2 separate regions of the Homo sapiens genome follow, and region 1 is linked to region 2. A link is a loop called in an ENCODE intact Hi-C map of the cell type or tissue named here. Cell type or tissue: endothelial cell of umbilical vein. All regions are shown on one strand. Each heading gives the region's core, and the rest is flanking DNA. Links, peaks and the distances in the headings are about the cores only. Region 1 overlaps ASCC3 (activating signal cointegrator 1 complex subunit 3). Region 2 has its middle 110 kb from the start of MCHR2.

Region 1 (8,347 bases), core at 301-8,300, 460 kb after region 2:
ACGGGCACCCGCCACCATGCCCAGCTAATTTTTTTTGTGTTTTTAGTAGAGACAGGGTTTCACCACATTAGCCAGGATGGTCTTGATCTCCTGATCTCGTGATCTGATTGCCTCGGCCTAGTCATAAATTATTTCTTAAGGCTGATGTCCAGAATGGGGTTCCCCAGGTTTTCTTCTAGGATTCTTACAGTTTGAAGTCTTAAATTTAAATCTTTAATACACCTTGAGCTAATTTTTGTATATGGTGAAAGGTAGGAGTCCAGTGTCATTCTTCTGCATATGGGCTAGCGAGTTTATTGAATAGGGAGTCCCTTCTGCATTGCTTATTTTTGTTGACTTTCTTGAAGATTGGGTGACTGTAGGTGTGTGGCTTTATTTCTGGTCTCTCTATTCTGTTCCACAGGTTTATGTGTCTGTTTTTGTAGGAATACCATGCTGTTTTGGTTACTGTAACCTTTTTTTATTTATTATTGTTATTTTTTTGAGATGGAGTCTTGCTCTGTCGCCCAGGCTGGAGTGCAGTGGCGCAATCTTGGCTCCACTGCAAGCTCTGCCTCCTGGGTTCACACCATTCTCCTGCCTCAGCCTCCCGAGTAGCTGGGACTACAGGACCCCACCAACATGCCAGGCTAATTTTTTGTATTTTTTTAGTAGAGACGGGGTTTCACCGTGTTAGCCAGGATGGTCTCGATCTCCTGACCTCGTGATCCGCCCTCCTCAGCCTCCCAAAATGCTGGGATTACAGGCGTGGCGCGGTCGGTTACTGTAACCTTTTAATATAGTTTGAAGTCAGGTAATGTGATGACTCTGGCTTTGTTCTTTTTGCTTAGAATTGCATGGCTATTTGCCCTCTTTTTTGGTTCTACATGAATTTTAAAATAGGTTTTCCCAATTCTGTGAAAAATGACATTGGTAGTTTGACAGGAATAGCATTAAATCTGTAGATTGCTTTGGGTCATATGGCTATTTTAATGATATTGATTCTTGCAATCTATGAGTATGGAATGTTTTTCCATTTGTTTGTGTTATCTATGTTATCTTTTAACAGTATTTTGAAGTTCTCCTCATAGAGTTCTTTCACCCCCTTGGTTAGATGTATTCCCAGGTATTTAATTTTGTTGTGGCTATTGTAAATAGGATTTCATTCTTTATTTGGCTCTCAGATTGAACATTATTGGTGTAGAGAAATGTTACTGATTTTTGTACACTGAGTTTGTATCCTGGAACCTTGCTAAAATCATTTGTTGGTTTTAATATTCTTCTGGTGAAGTCTTTAGGGTTTTCTAAGTATATAATCATATCACCACCAAAGAGAGATAGTTTGACTTCTTCTTTTCCTATTTGGATGTCTTTTATTTCTTTCTCTTGCCTGACTGCTCTGGCTACCACTTCCAGTACTGTGTTAAACAGGAATGGTGAGAATGGGCATCCTTGCCTCATTCCAGTTCTCAAGGGGAATGATTCCAGTTTCTGTTCAGCATGATGTTGGCTGTGGGTTTGTCATATTATTTTGAGCTATGTTCCTTTGATACCTAGCTTCTTGAGACCATCCCCTTCTTGAGATACTTTTTTCCACCTGGTTTCCAGGACAATGCACTCTCCTGGATGTTTTCCTTTTTGCTTATTGTTCCTCACTCCTAGTTTTCTTTGTTGTCACACCTTCCCCTCCTTCTCTCCCCAATGTCTACATGCTAGCATTCTCAGAGCTCAACCTTTAGACCTCTGCTCAATACTGACTGCCTAGATGATCTCAACCAATTCAATGACTTTGAAACTTGGAAAAGAATCCATATGCCTGTCACAGTCCCCCCATTCCCCAAGACAAACATACACCCTGCTCTTTATTCATTGCTTTTCACCTCAATTAATGGTATTCTCTCTCACCAAATTGTTCAGGCCAAAACCTAGGCATCATCTTCCATTCTTTACTTATAATCAATCAATCATTAATTCCTATTGGCTCAACCTTTAAAACATCCTGAGTCTGACTACTACTCACCATTTCAACCTCTAACCACTCTATCCAAGCCACCATCTTCTCTCATGTGGACTTTCTGCAGCAGCCAGTTCTCTATAAAAAAGCTAGAATGGTCTTTTTCACTATCAGTAACATCACATCACTCATCGGATCAAAATCCCACCAATGGCTCCTCTGAACACTTAGGATAAAATCAACACTCCTTACTATGGCCCTAGATGATGTCACCTCTGCCTCCTAGGCCCTCTCAGTGTACACTCCACTTCAAGCATACTGGCTTTTCTGCTATTCTTTGAAATTTCCAAGCAGCTCCTGCTTCCTTTGCATTTGCTTTTCCCTCTGCCCAGGATTTCTTCCCCAAGGCTTTCTCATGACTTGCTCCTGCATATTATTTAGTTCTTTGTTCAAATATCATCTTCTCAGAATGGCATTCCTTTACCATCATAAACTATCCTATTAATAACAGCGTCCTCTAATTATCTTCTGATTATTACCGTGTTTTCCCCATATCTCACTTATATTCACCTGAAATTACATGTGTGTTTATTCTTGGCCAACTCCACTATAACTATAAGGTCCATGAGTGCTGGAACCACTAGCCCGGTTTTCTGCTGTATCCTCCATGGCTGGAATATAATAAGTGCTCAATAAATATTATTATTAAATAATAGCTAACATTTACTGATTATTGCAAATAAGCAAAAAATTGTTCTATGCATTTCACGTATATAAACTAATGCAATCATTCCAATAACCTCATGAGGAAACTGAGGCTCAGAGGGTAAGTACCATTGTCCAAGGTCTAGAAAGTGGCAGAGATAGTATTCGAAACTGTTCAGGTTTGATTTCAGAACCCAGGCTCATAATAACTAAGCTTACATGATCAGAATTATAACCTTAGTGAATTGACTAGATGATAGATAAGCTAATATGCAAAATTTTCTTCACAGCAGGTTTGTTTTGTAACTTCGTGGAATATGGCAGTCAGTGAAAACTAGAGTTATCACCCACAGGCAGAAACTCTTTTATAATGTAACATTTAATGTGAAAAGCTAATGTGATGTGGCAATATACACAAATGGTGGTGACACCACAAAAGATATAGCTCTGCAATCTTTCTGCACATGGACTATTGACTCTTATAGTAAGACTTGTGAGAAAATGATCAGGAGATATAAATCTCTATATAGACGATGCTATAGATTGAATATTTGTATCCCCCCCCATTAATATGTTAAACCTGAACTCCCAGTGTGATGGTGTTTGGAAGTGGGGGCTTTGGGGAGGGGGTGATTAGGTCATGAAAGCAGAACTCTCATGAATGGGATTAGTGCCCTTATAAAGGAGACTCCAGAGAAATTTCTCACCACTTCTGCCATGTGAGGGCACAACTAGAAGATGGCCATGTTTGCACCAGGAGAAAGGCCCTCACCAAACACTGAATCTGCTGATTCCTTGATTTGGGACTTCATAGCCTCTAGAACTGTGAGAAATAAATATCTGTTATTAAAGCTACCCATTCTATGGTATTTTTGTTTGTAGCAGCCTGAATGCACCAAGACAGGCTAAATAATAGCTAAGGTATGAGGACTACTGGTGGTCTGATAACAACCAATGAAAAGGGAATAGGGCATAGGGAAATACTGCCAGAAATAACAAACAAACTAAGAAAGGGTAACTGTTCTGTTTTCAATTTTAAAAACTTATAAAAGTAGTATTATATATAAAACAAGATTCAATAAAGCAAGGAGATAAACATAATGACTTGTTTTTAAACACATTAGGATATACTTCATAATAAATAATTTACAAAAATTTTTGTCCTAATCTGTGTTAACATAGTTGTTGTTGTTGTTGTTTAAAGTACATAGTGAATGAACAAAAAAATGCTGAAATAATTATTTTGTTAGTAATTAAGCTCTGTATTTAATACTTATAATTCTAGTTACAAGGTCATACATAATTTTAAAAGTAACTCTGGTTCTTTATTTTTTAAAAGTATATATCTTACATGTCAATGCTTTAAAATTTTTTTACAGCTGGAATGAAACATTGTTACATAAATAAAAGGTCTGGCATTTTAGCTAACCTAAAAGGCTGTCTGTCCCTCAGCATGAAGGGGTATTTTCCATGATTATTTTTTCCTTTTAAAATTCTGTTTCCAAAGTAACATAATATTGTAGGGCTCTGCTTATAGTGGGTTGGATTGAATGTTGGCATGCTTAATTTTTCTTTTTCTCTGTTACATAAAAATGATACTGAAACATATTCAGATGGCCTTAAATATTGGAAATGATCACTCCTATTTACCTACTGGGCTGCTTTCTGAGGATAAAAAGTAGGATAATATGATTTTTAGTTAAAACAGCATTTTGGTATTATTTGTACTGAGGAGACATCTGGGACATGAATCATGAATCTTTTGGAAACAGTTGTAATCACCATTATTCATGGAGGAAGGAGGTCATAGTGATTTCTGAATTGCCCCACCTGCTGGACCAAAGAGACCCTAACAATTTTAGAGTACTTAAACTTTATTGGGATGAAATTAGAAACATTTAAGCAGAAGCCAATTTCTAGCATATGAAAATTAGATTTTAATATTCTTAATTCAACATTAAAGTTTCCATATTTTCCACTTATTTAAAAAATCTAAACAATGTTCTACTTACTCAACGTAGAGTGAGAGGTGGTTAAAATTTGGGGAAGAAATTTTATTTCCAGTAAGATAATATGCTTCAGTGTTATTTTTATTTCTCCAACATGATTGCTTGTGTAATGACAATTCTACGTAGTTATTATATCACTAAGCAGAGACTTACTACCGATAATTAAAAAATGTTCAAAACCAGATTAATAATAATTTATTTTGCCAAATAATTCCTAATAAGATTCTCTGGAAAGTAAAATACCATGGAAGTTTTATAAATATGACTTAACTTATATAAACCCAATAAAGATTGCGTTTGCGATTTAAAAATGTTTAGTTGGAGTACCCTTTGTAAATGTTCTTATATGCCCCGGGGAGCTTGGTGTTCCAATCTTGCCCATAGGATAGGCTGGTAACTCTTTGGGGGAGGACAATGTCAGCAACTCCTTTTGCCTTGAATGCTGAAGGTAGAACTAAACACTTGCCATGCTTACATAAAGCTATATTGAGCAGCAATGGCACACAGAACTAGATACAAGCTTATCCCTTTGTTTTCATTAAGCTTTTAGGGCTCTAGTATAAATCTCCTTAAAAAATACGGATCTATCTTCTGTTTCTTTGGTATTCCCCACGTGCACTGACTATTGGATAGAATACATAGCAAACTTTAATAAATGACAAGCTAAAAGTATCTTTTACAGATAGCTTTGGCACAGAAGTTTATGGGTGCAACCTTTTTATGTACCTTACTTTGTAAATTTAGATAAAAGAGCAAAATAAGATGTAAAAAGGAAAAAAGAAAAGTACAAAACAGAAATGGGAAAAGAGACAGGACATTCAAAAGGTTCCCGGGAGATATAAATTCTAACACTGTCTTTTCCCTGTTGGGAGCTGAGTTTTTATATTATTTTTCCATAGTAGTTGTGTCATCTTGGGCAAGGTTGGGCCATTTTCTATTTTAATGAGACTGTTAAACTAGTATAAAATAAAATAAATATATTTTGCTATCTAAACACATTTCTTAAATAACTAAAACTCATTCCTAAATCTAAACTCATTTCCTATTTAATCACCAACCTTTGGAATCCTGGTAATTGACAGTCCTTAATCTGTGGGACAGTTTAAGAAATGAAAAGTAATTAAGAAAAAAAAAAAGAATAAAAATTTAAAACAGGACAAATTCCAGATAGTATTACAAATACATTTTATGCTTGTCGGAACATAACAGCTTAAAAACCTATAATCTACTAAATCACAATAGATATATTTGAGATTGAGGACTTCTATCGGGAAAATATTTCATTTCTCTATGTTAAAGAAAGCTTATAAGTGCAGAAAGTTAGAAGTTAAGAAATAATGGACAACATGGAAGGTCTCAAGGGAAAGAGACCCAGAGAAGTAGAAAGATACCTTTTTTCAAGACAGTTGCCATCTGTGCCTCTCCAAAAGATGCCAGGCAGCTCCCCAGCCTGAGGGTTAAGGAAGCTCTTCTCGCAAACCCTGGAAGATATCCCATTAGGTTTCCCCACTAAGAAGATAAAGAGTAGCAGATGGGATCCTGTGATTGTCAGGAGGTTATTTGGAAATGGAAGGCCATGAGGTTGGAGGTGTTCACTATTATTCAGTTAACCTTCCTTTCTTTCATTTTTCCTTTAACAAACTCTTTAATTTTTTTTTACGTGCTGGGTCCCCCACCAATGCTATTCATAACTGGCTTGTCCTTTTTATTTAGTTTTAAATTTCTCCCTTATAAAAACAAAAACATTCTTGCTTATTTTTTCAACCTTATATGTTTGAGAAAGATATTTTTGCAATTTTTCCTACAAAACAATTTATAGTTGTGCCTCAAACACGATAAAATTCAAGCATTAAAAATGTTGTATTACTGAAAATGTTCTATATACAGGCAGAGCAAAGAATCAGCATGCTTTTAAAGAGAACAGTACTGAGAACGGCTAAACCTAGACATTTATTGACACATAAAAATTCTATTGTTCTGGTACTTTTCTAAATTTGGAATAGTTCTATTTACATTTAGACATGAAACTCATTCTTTTAGTCAATATCCAAGCTTGTGTGAAAATAAGAATTTCACTACTTTTAATATTCGATATATAAATAAAATCTCATTTCATGTTGTCATAAGAACCATAACAACCGAGTGTACGTTATAAAAATTAACTGAAAATTATTGAGACATAAGACATTTGGGGCATATTTTGCTTTCTTTCAAAATTGTCAATATTATAGCAGCATATTCTAAAAAATCTGTTCAAAAAAAATTTTCCCTAACTTTGAAGCTTTTCATTTCTATTCCAGTTTTAAAATAGACTACCTTCTAAAAGTCCACTGAACATATCAGATCATGATCCTGGTTTGCCACGATGACAGGCACTTTCTACTCTGGACTTCGGATTTCAGTGCCAACATCATTAAGAGATTCTTCAAATTACTTTCAAAATGTCCTTTTCCCTCAGGATTTTTACTTATATCTAATTAGACTACTTACTCCATGCCACGTAATCCCTGTTGCCAAAACTGCTAAATGCTTCAATAACTAGGAGGAGGGCATCAATGGAGCAAGACAGATGTAATGTCACCGGTTAACAGTAGAGGTGTGAAGCAGCTGCCTTAATTATGAAGCTTACTAATTCATGGTGTTAGAAAAAACTTGGCAAGGGTTCTTATGAAACACCTAACATTTTCCAAAATAGCATCAGATTGTTTAAAACTTAAAATAATGTCTTCAATAAAAAAATGCTGAAATAATTATTTTGTTAGTACTTAAGCTCTGTATTTAATACTTATAATTCTAGTTACAAGGTCATACATAATTTTAAAAGTAACTCTGGTTCTTTATTTTTTAAAAGTATATTTCTTACATGTCAATGCTTTAAAATTTTTTTACAGCTGGAATGAAATAATAGGATAAAGATAGAATATGTCGAAAAGGAAATAGGGTATAAAAAAAAGTTCTAAGGAGCTACCTTCTATAGAACCTGTAACAACTTAATGAGATTAAAATTCAATTTCGTTATTTATATATTAACACTTAACTTGAAGGGTTATTTGATGCTTATAAATAATGTATATAAACTGCCTAGCATGTAGTGGGTTCTCAGTAAAAAGTAATTATTATTTTTTAATCGCTGTATGGAAAAGATGGGATTAAAATAAATGGGTTTCTATTGTAGAAGGAGATTAGTGAAGAGAAAGTTTCGATAGAATCTTTGCTTTCCACCCAGACTAGAGTATTTTACTATCATTTAAGGATGACAATATCTAAAAACATAAGCCAGAAACAGCTCAGCTTCAAGGAAAGAAGAATAAATAAAAATAGCAGTCTCAAAAGAGATGTCACAGGAGAAAAAAAAAATGAGTGGAAGTGTATTTTCCTTCTCACTGTTGACTGGAGTAGTTTCATATAATGGAATAATAATCAACAGGAATTAGTATCTGCAAGTATTAACAGACTGCCACATTAAAAAAAAAAAAGCCCACAATACTCTGAAGAATAAAAATATTCCTAAAGTATCCAGAGCTCCAACAGAAAAAAATTCATGCAAATGCCAGGCAGGTCCAATCCTGATCCCTACGTTGTAAAAAAAATCACCTATCACACCAAATATGACAAGCACAATTCCATTTTCTATTTTAGTTCTTTAGTAACTTTTAATAAATTTATCCCATCTCTTTTTGAATCTATAAATTTTTGGCCT
Region 2 (8,347 bases), core at 68-8,067:
GGGAAAACATAAGGAAACTTAACACAGGGCCTGGCACAGAAATGTTAATTGCCTATAAGGTAAGTAGAGTTTCTAAAACATTTTGCATTTCAACAGTTTTCTATCCATGTATAAAACATAAACATTTATTCATATAATCTTAATGTTATGGAGAATGTTGAAAGTTGATAAATTAATTATACAGGGCTATAGTTGTAAGAATCGTATTTATGTATACAGTAGTCCCCTGTTAGCCATAGGGATATGTTCCAAGGTACCCAGCAGATGCTGGAAACCATAGACAATAATGAAAACTATATATACTATGATTTTTCCTATACATACATATTTATGATAAATTTTCATTTATAAATTAGGCTCAGTAAGAGATTAACAATAACTAATAATGAAATAGAATAATTATAACAATATACTGCAGCAACAGTTATGTGGCTATGATCTCTCTCTCTCTTTCCCTCTCTTTTTCAAAATCTTAATTTTTTTTTACTGTGGTTGATCACTGGTAACTGAAACAGCAGAAAGTGAAACCTTGGATAAGGAGTGACTAGAATTGTAAGAATTAAATAAGAGAAGAAATGTACATTGGTTAAGCCTTGTACATAGTAGGTGTTTAATTAATGATAGTGCCTGCATACACACACTCATTTACCCACTCACGTACACACATATGTATATATTCATACATACCTACCATACTCAGATACAAGATTCCGAAGCTGTTTTCTTTTAGTTGGTAAACTACAAAAGCACTTAGACCTGCACATCTGTCGTGGATGACATTTTGCTGATATATTTAGTGAATGGGTTTATTAAGTAGAAACAAGGGGAAGAAAAGACTGCTGTTTCCTAATGATTTTGTTCTTCAGCTTTCAAACAGTGACTCTAAATTTGCATTTTTTTCCTGTCTTGCCATGGTGTGATTTTTGCAAAGTAATTATGGTAGTGAAAGTTGGTTTAGACCTCAGAAGTTAAATATTTCACTTAAATACTGCTGTGTTTTAATTAAATATAACCCTGGAGAACAGTGTTTAGTTGCACAGATGAAATGGGCTAAGCCTTGGGGCACTGTGACTCCAGTGGAGAAAATTGAACAGCAGAGTCAATTGGGCACAAGCTATGAGAAGAGTGAAGCAATTTATCAGGCCGACTGGAAGTTAATTGTTTAGGCAAAACGTAATACGTCATAGTATGACAAACACATCAAGCTACATGGGGCAAATACATAAATGTGATGACTATTGATTACCACCAAATGAAGGCTTTGGCTGTTTAATCAGTTATGTATTAGTTTTCAGCACTTTAAAATCAGTTAAAATCTAGTGTAATTTTAAAAAAAAGGGTTAGAAACAGAGAGACCAAATAATTTCAATGTAAGCAATTAAGTTTGGGTCATGTAGTCCCAGAAAGTATGGTGCCAGAGTAATGACTGAGTTGGGCTGAGTTTTATGGGAAAGATTCCTCAATGGTATAAATAAGACCAGTAAACAAAGTAAGAAAGACAGTCATTGTCTTCCCTTTATATATCTCTCATGCCTCAAAATTTACACGCAGTGCTAGACAACACATACTTTCACATTAATACTGGGAATAAAGTGCTGCCGGAAAATGGAAATGGTGCAGACGAGAAAGCTCCACATTATTAGGGACCTGTTTTAAAATGTACCCAGCGTTTGTTTTGATGAGGTATAGTAAGACACACAGACATGGAAACGGCTGCTATGAAGAAAGACTGTTTCATATTCACAGGTCCTGGGTGATGATGTTGACTTTCTAGGAGTCCAGGCACACCACGTGGGGCCACATGGGGAAGCAACCAGGGTTAGTCAGGGGACAGAGAAAGAGTGAGGGGAAAGTGTGGGTAAGAGCCTTTATTGTGGTTTCTGTAGGAAGAAATAGGACAGACAGGAGAAGCAGGCTTGGGATTGACTAGCAGAATAATTTCAGTGGGCTTGTAGAGAGTGGAGAGACTGTTCCAAGTTGTCGGATACTTTGTCCTGAGGGGATTGGGGGAGGAAGCAGCGGCTTGATGTGAGTCAGTTCAGTTCAATAAAGGAGGTAGTTGGGGGGTGTGGGCTCTGGATTGGTTGGTTTGTGTATGAAAGGCATACTTGCAGATCAGGCTTCTACTATCTTTAGGAATTGGCTAGTTCTAGGTGGGGAAGGCTCCCCATAGGGGAAGTGAGGCTCCAGATGCCATGTCATTAAGAATAGAGAAAATTAAAAAATATAATTAATATAGGACCTTCCAGTCTCTGTGTTCTGGAGATATGCAAAATGTTAAAATATTGAAAACACCAGGGCTAACATCCCTCAATATGTCACCTCAACTGTGATAAGGGCTGTCTTTACCTCTACGCTCTGTTAACCATTCAAAGATGCTATCTGAGCTTTGCAGATGCTGGCAATGCATTCTTCTTAACTACAGATTATTTTGCAGCTCTGCTGCTAATCATGTTTTCTTCAATAGCAAGAAGGCTTAAAAAGTTAAATAATGAGAAAATGACTCTTTTAGACGCCAGTGATCCTGCTGAAGTTCTCTTGAAAACTCTTCACTTATGGAGCAATGCCTAGGAAGGCCGTCCACTGAGGGTGTCAGTGATGGTATTAAGAGATCAAGCATTGTTGAGGAAAGATGAACATCCCATTGTGGCACAAACGGAATACATTCTAGAAATTAGGGTTTTCATACTCCAAAGAACTGAAGAATATCTTTAGACTGAACTAGATGGAAATGATTTTCAGATCACTGTTTTATACTTCATACACAGAATAAATGATGAGCTAAACTGTAGCTAAATATACAATTTCAGAGGTGTATTTTACCTTCATTTACTTAATGCAATCACTAAAATGCCTATGGTTACATTTGTGCCAAATTTTCAGTTATAAAATTTGATTTTCAGCAGATTAAATTTAGTAATAAAATGTTCTCTATGCTAAAGAATAAAAGGAAAGTCCTTGGGCAATAGTGTTTTTTCAATCACTGGTTTTTGAAATGCATTTGGTTGTAATAAACACAACCGCATATGGTAAAATATGACAAGTATTTTTCATTGTTAGCATTTTCATCTGTAAATAAGGTTGAAATTTAGCCAACAATTATTTTTCTCAAGAGGTTAAGAAGTGAAAACATAACATTTATTTTTTTTTCACAGAAATTGACACCACATTGATCACATCTGAGCTCTGGAAAAATAACAAAGAACCAGTCCTTTATCTCCAGGGGTGCTGCTGTTAAACAGTAACTATTCCCTATCTGACCACTGTGTGGTGCTGCTTACTTTTAAATTGTGTGTGTGTGTGTGTGTGTGTGTGTGTGTGTGTGTGTGTGTGTGTGTGTGTATCTGGGTGTGTACGCATATGTAGGCTTGTCTGCGTGTGCATCTTTGCTTTGTACATTTAGATATTTCTGATTTCAAAATGTAGCATACATTCAAGTTTGGAAACATCGAGTGCTGAGATTCTATTTAATGACTACAGATTGAAATTGACCAAATAATTAATCTCAAGCTTGAAATTGCATTTACTTCCTGCTTAACAAATGACCACCATGATGGTAGCAGAACTCAACCTAAGCATATTGCTAATTAATCTGATTTTACAAATAGACATAGATTTGGTGCAGAAACATTGCAAATAAAGAATTTTCCAAAATCTGGAAGCATTTAACTCTTTGCTTCTTCCCAATCGACATTCCGATGTTTCACTATTTTTGTGAAAGTAGGATTAAACAAAACAAACAAAATTTTTCTACATGGGTGATAATACAGACTTTCTAGTTAGAGTTTGGTAGAAAACGAAAAAAAAACCCACAAGCCTACTGCACTGGCTTAAACTAACAACGAGTAATTTAAAGGCTACAGCAATAGCTTAAGGAACATGAAGAAAGAAGATGCATTTTTGAAGGTGGGAGCTGGGAATTGACAGTACTCAGGAAACAATAGAACTGCTATCTCTATTCATCTGAAGTCGTATTTCCTCATTTATTCAATTTGGTTTTCTCCGTAACGTTTGGCCTGCTCTGGCTTTCATGTGCCATGTCACTATACCTGGCCCTGCTTCTATCTGACCTTTCAGTTTAACCCCCAGCCCCTAAATTATTGTAGTGTAGGTGTCTCCGTGGTCAATTTTTAGGGAGAGACAGTGTGGTCAATCAGTGGATTGATGCCTTTCTATTATGTAGTCATCATGAAACTCTTAAAAATGCTAATCAATTCAGTGCAGTTCAACAGAAAGTATTAAGTCATCAAACTGAAATGAAGAAAAAGACCTGAGTAGTATTAGAATACTCTTGATAATATAGTTCAACCCTTTATACTGGAATAAGATCAATCCTAATATATATAAAACCAGATAGTCTATTCAAACCATATCACTTTATGTAAAGAAATGTATTATGGAAACTCTCCAATTTTTACCTCATGGGATTTTATTGTGCTTAAATACAAAAAAGAAGGGAGGAGGGCATTTTTTCATAGGCAAATAATCTAAAAAGAATTTCATAGTAGAAAAGTATTCTTTGGCATCAGGAGTTTTATTGCCCATCTTTGGGAAAAGTACACAGAAGAATCTAGTGATTGAATGACCAGGTTATTTGCCTATTTCCCTTAGGAATCTGAGGCTAATGATGTGGGGACAGAGGGAGTATTTGTTTAAAGATGTCTTCCTCTCCAGATTCAACTCCAGAGAGGTTGGATAACTTTAAAGGACCTGGTAAAATACCCTACTTTAAATAAATTTCTAAAGGAAAAGGCATCATGAATATTGCTAGGTTGAGCAAGTCAACTGCTAATGCACAGATGGTGAATCTGGTTCTGCCTTCTTCACCATATCCCCCCTACTCAAATTTCTGCCATGGCACCTCTGGGACAGGTGACGGAATAAAGGAATTGCCTCCTCAGTGTTGGGGACAAAAGAGATGCCATGGCTACCACTGCTGGTTCCTCATCAACATTTTCTTTTGCCTCTTACGTTGATGGTAGAAAAGAAAGGAAAAATATATGTACATATTGTTATTAAAAATGTAAGCCCATTGATGGGGCTATAACATTTATTTTAGATAATGGCACTTCTACCAGATAACAGGAATTGCTCATTTCTAGAAAGAGCTCTGAACGATAAATCAGTGTTTCTAATTTTGTTCTATCACAAACAGACTTTGCTAATTAAGGAGCAGGTCTCCTCATTTCCCTAGGCCTGAGTTTTCTTTCCTGTAATATATTCAAGTCCTTTCCTGTTCTCATCATGCATGTTTTAATACTTTTCATTATTCCCATGGAACCTTCTTAAGGTGGCTGTACCCATCACCAAAGCAGATGAAAAGCTTACTTTTCTAGCCCAAATAAAGATGTAGTTTTGGAGCAGTAGACCTGTCAGTGTTAGCTTTATAAGAACAAATAAATTAAACAAACAAACAGCCTCCCTCCCCACATAAGATGGGCTTATGTCAATCATTTGTTTATTTTGAAAAGAGGAAAGAGGATCCAGGCAATTACTTGCTATTCAATGAAATTAAATCATCTCCATCCTCCCTTTCTCTCTCCTTCACCAGCACACACCATGATTCCAAGCAAACTATGCATCTGAAACCCATATGGAAAGTCAGGAGAGTGCAAAGAGTGTAAGGATGTAGACCCTGAGGCCAGGCTGCCTAATTTCACAGCCAAGCTCTGTTGTTTGCTACCCTTTCACCTTGGACAAATTGCTTAACTCTGGCCACGTTCTCCCCATCTGGGAAATGAGGATAATAATGGAACCTTCATCAAAGGATGGTTGTGAGAATGAATAAAAGCACTCGGAACAGTGCCTGGTACATAGTAAGTGTTGTGTAAGTGTCCTATAATTAATATAAGCAGTTCTATAATTGTTATCTGAATTAACTGGTAAGGAAAGGGTTAAGAGTCAGTGGGCTTTGCTATGGTCTGGGAATGCTTCAAACAAAGAAAAATGAATTACAGACAGACTTTCTCTGGCTTCCTATGTTTTTCCCATTTTTTCCTATATTTCCTATTTTTTCCCATGTTGCCATGCCCCTCAAATTTGTCCTTTCCTAACAAAACATCATCTGATTGGCAAGTAGCTTCTCATCTTCAGTAAGTCCCCAAAAACAAAGATGAGAGAATATTTGTAGGCAACCCCAGATGATTGCCTTCTTTACTTGATCCCCTACTTTAGCCCCTTGTTTTATGGATAATCACCTACCTCTGCTGAAGAAAAGGGAAGGAGGAGAGCTGAAGGAGCCACTTCCCATGCAGGGCAGTGCACAGCATGGAGAAGGCACTGTCTCAGATATTCTAAGCAGAGGGGAGCAGAGAATAGAGGAGAGAGCACCCAAAAGCAGACAAGGAGGAAGAAGCATAGAAGTTATAAGAATTTCCCACCAATAGCTCCAATAATCATAAAGGCTGGGAACTGAGAGATATCGGTGGAGCAGGGATCTGTTGTGTCCTCAGCATTTATAGTAGCTCAGATAGACAGTGTCCTAGAGACCTAACCTACTGCACAACTAACTCATGAGGGTCTCGTGAAGAAGATGCTCAAGAAGACAGAAGAAATAGGCTGAGATGGGTTAACTCTTCAACAAGGAGGGATATGTGGAGGGAAAAAATGCAGCTGCCAACTGTTTAATCACTTGCAGGTACTGTAATTTGTTCAATATTTTATTTAGCTGTCTAATAAAGGTGGTTATCATTTTGTCCATATTGCTTTGGAGTTATTCTCACACAATGTCTCTTTGTTCAAAATTCTGATGTAAGAACTCTAATTAGTTTTTGAAGAACTACCTGAATCTGGAGGGACTCTAATGATCAGCAGCTGGTTGCTCTGCTGGTGCCCAGAGAGAGAAGGCCTGCCCCTAATTGGATTTACCTGCATGATTTAGTTATAAGAAAAGAACTAAAGGAGAAGCGCTTTTATAGAAAAATCACATAACATGCTATAGAAAATACGTGAAAAAAGGACAGGTATGTGTGCATAAGAGACATAGTCAAATATCAAAGCTGGGCTTTCTGTTGTATTTATAAAGTTTAATATTGAAACTATACTCGACAGAGATTTCATAGTTACCTAGCCTAATTCCTCATTTTTTTAGATGAGAAAACTGAGGCACAGCATGGTTTAAACATTTGCTCAACATCATCCAGTCTAATAAGTGGTCTTTGTCCTACTTAAGGCTTTTTACACCGTTATCCCACCACCTCTTGTGGATGTTGTTTAATCTTTGTCTTTGGTGGAAAAAGGGTTGTTTTTCTCTTTGCTTTTATTGTGTAAGCTGAAAGACATTTCAGTAGAACATACTAATGAAAGTTGCTGTTAGCTATTTTCTAAGTGAAATTCTTTTAGAATAAGTATTTCAAAGATATTTTCCAGTTAGAAAAGATCTTTGCAATTATGTGTGAGGCAGACACGCATTTTGAACATCCCAGGACTCATTTCCTATGGAGAACTCAGGATATGGGCCAGGAGGCTGGAGCAAAAGCAGCAACACTTTGTCAGAAAGGAAAGTGTGTTGATGAGTGGGCCAGGGTAAATATGTGGGGAAATGCACACTTCAAAACTAGCTGAAGGGAAGGTGTGTTTGCTCATCTCAGAATGGCCAAATTAAGGGTACGACTAGGCCAAGTGACTTAGACTTGTCTGAAACAAGAAGTAGCTTATCCAACTACCTTTCAGGAAAGTGTCTCTTCAAGTTTGTTGGCTTGTCTCTTCAATGCTCTGTGACTCTTCAAGTTTGCTTGGGCTTTTAAAATAGGATTACCAAGGAGTCTGACAGCAATGGGAATAATGAAGTGCCCAGAATAAGCAGCAAGGTGGCTTATGTCACATTGTATGCAGCATCATGGATAAGAGGTGATTTATCCCTTTCATCAGACCAAGCTCTTCACAGGCAAGAAAACTTATTCAAACTGTGGCCATAATCGCTAGAACATAAATAAAACTCCAAGCAACCCAAAACACCCTCGACCAAGTATAATTTAAAATTAGACTGCATTCATGTGATTTTTAAAATAGACAAATGTTTCAGGGAACCCAATATTTTATACACAGTCTATGAATGATATCATGGTCTTCACAACTTTGATATGCAAATTTCAGTTGATGAAAATGTTGCTATATTTTCCCAGGGCTTATGGGAAACATGAAAAGAATCGTAAGCCACTTGAAGCCAAGGAAACTTCAGAAAGGGCGGGAGTGTTGATATTTCCTGAGGTTCTGTGGGAAATATCAGAAGGGAGTCCCTGTATAATGTAAACAAGATAGAAATTTTAAGAAGAAAAACAATTTGAGGTTCTGCGTTTAATTATTGTCTTACTTTTGAAGAGTCTCAAGCTTCTTTTATTTTTCCTGA

Evidence for each region. Peaks named below come from ENCODE experiments on the same cell type or tissue, not always from the same donor. Only the 100,000 strongest peaks of a DNase experiment are listed, where the experiment ranks them.
Region 1: it touches region 2 in a loop (7-fold over the local background); 12 of 110 quality-filtered maps call a loop at or near these places.

The regions. Positions count from the first base shown.
Region 1 is chr6:100,568,917-100,577,263 of GRCh38, forward strand. All of the region lies in intron 36 of ASCC3 (activating signal cointegrator 1 complex subunit 3), which reads right to left. Among named protein-coding and RNA genes, the nearest start is that of SIM1, 110 kb to the left of the region's middle. In endothelial cell of umbilical vein, for the core only: a CTCF peak has its summit at 4,463 (motif pointing left); a DNase peak (open chromatin) is centred at 4,425.
Region 2 is chr6:100,104,354-100,112,700 of GRCh38, forward strand. No RefSeq gene overlaps it. Among named protein-coding and RNA genes, the nearest start is that of MCHR2, 110 kb to the left of the region's middle. In endothelial cell of umbilical vein, for the core only: a CTCF peak has its summit at 3,276; a DNase peak (open chromatin) is centred at 3,338; H3K27me3 peaks cover 878 bases.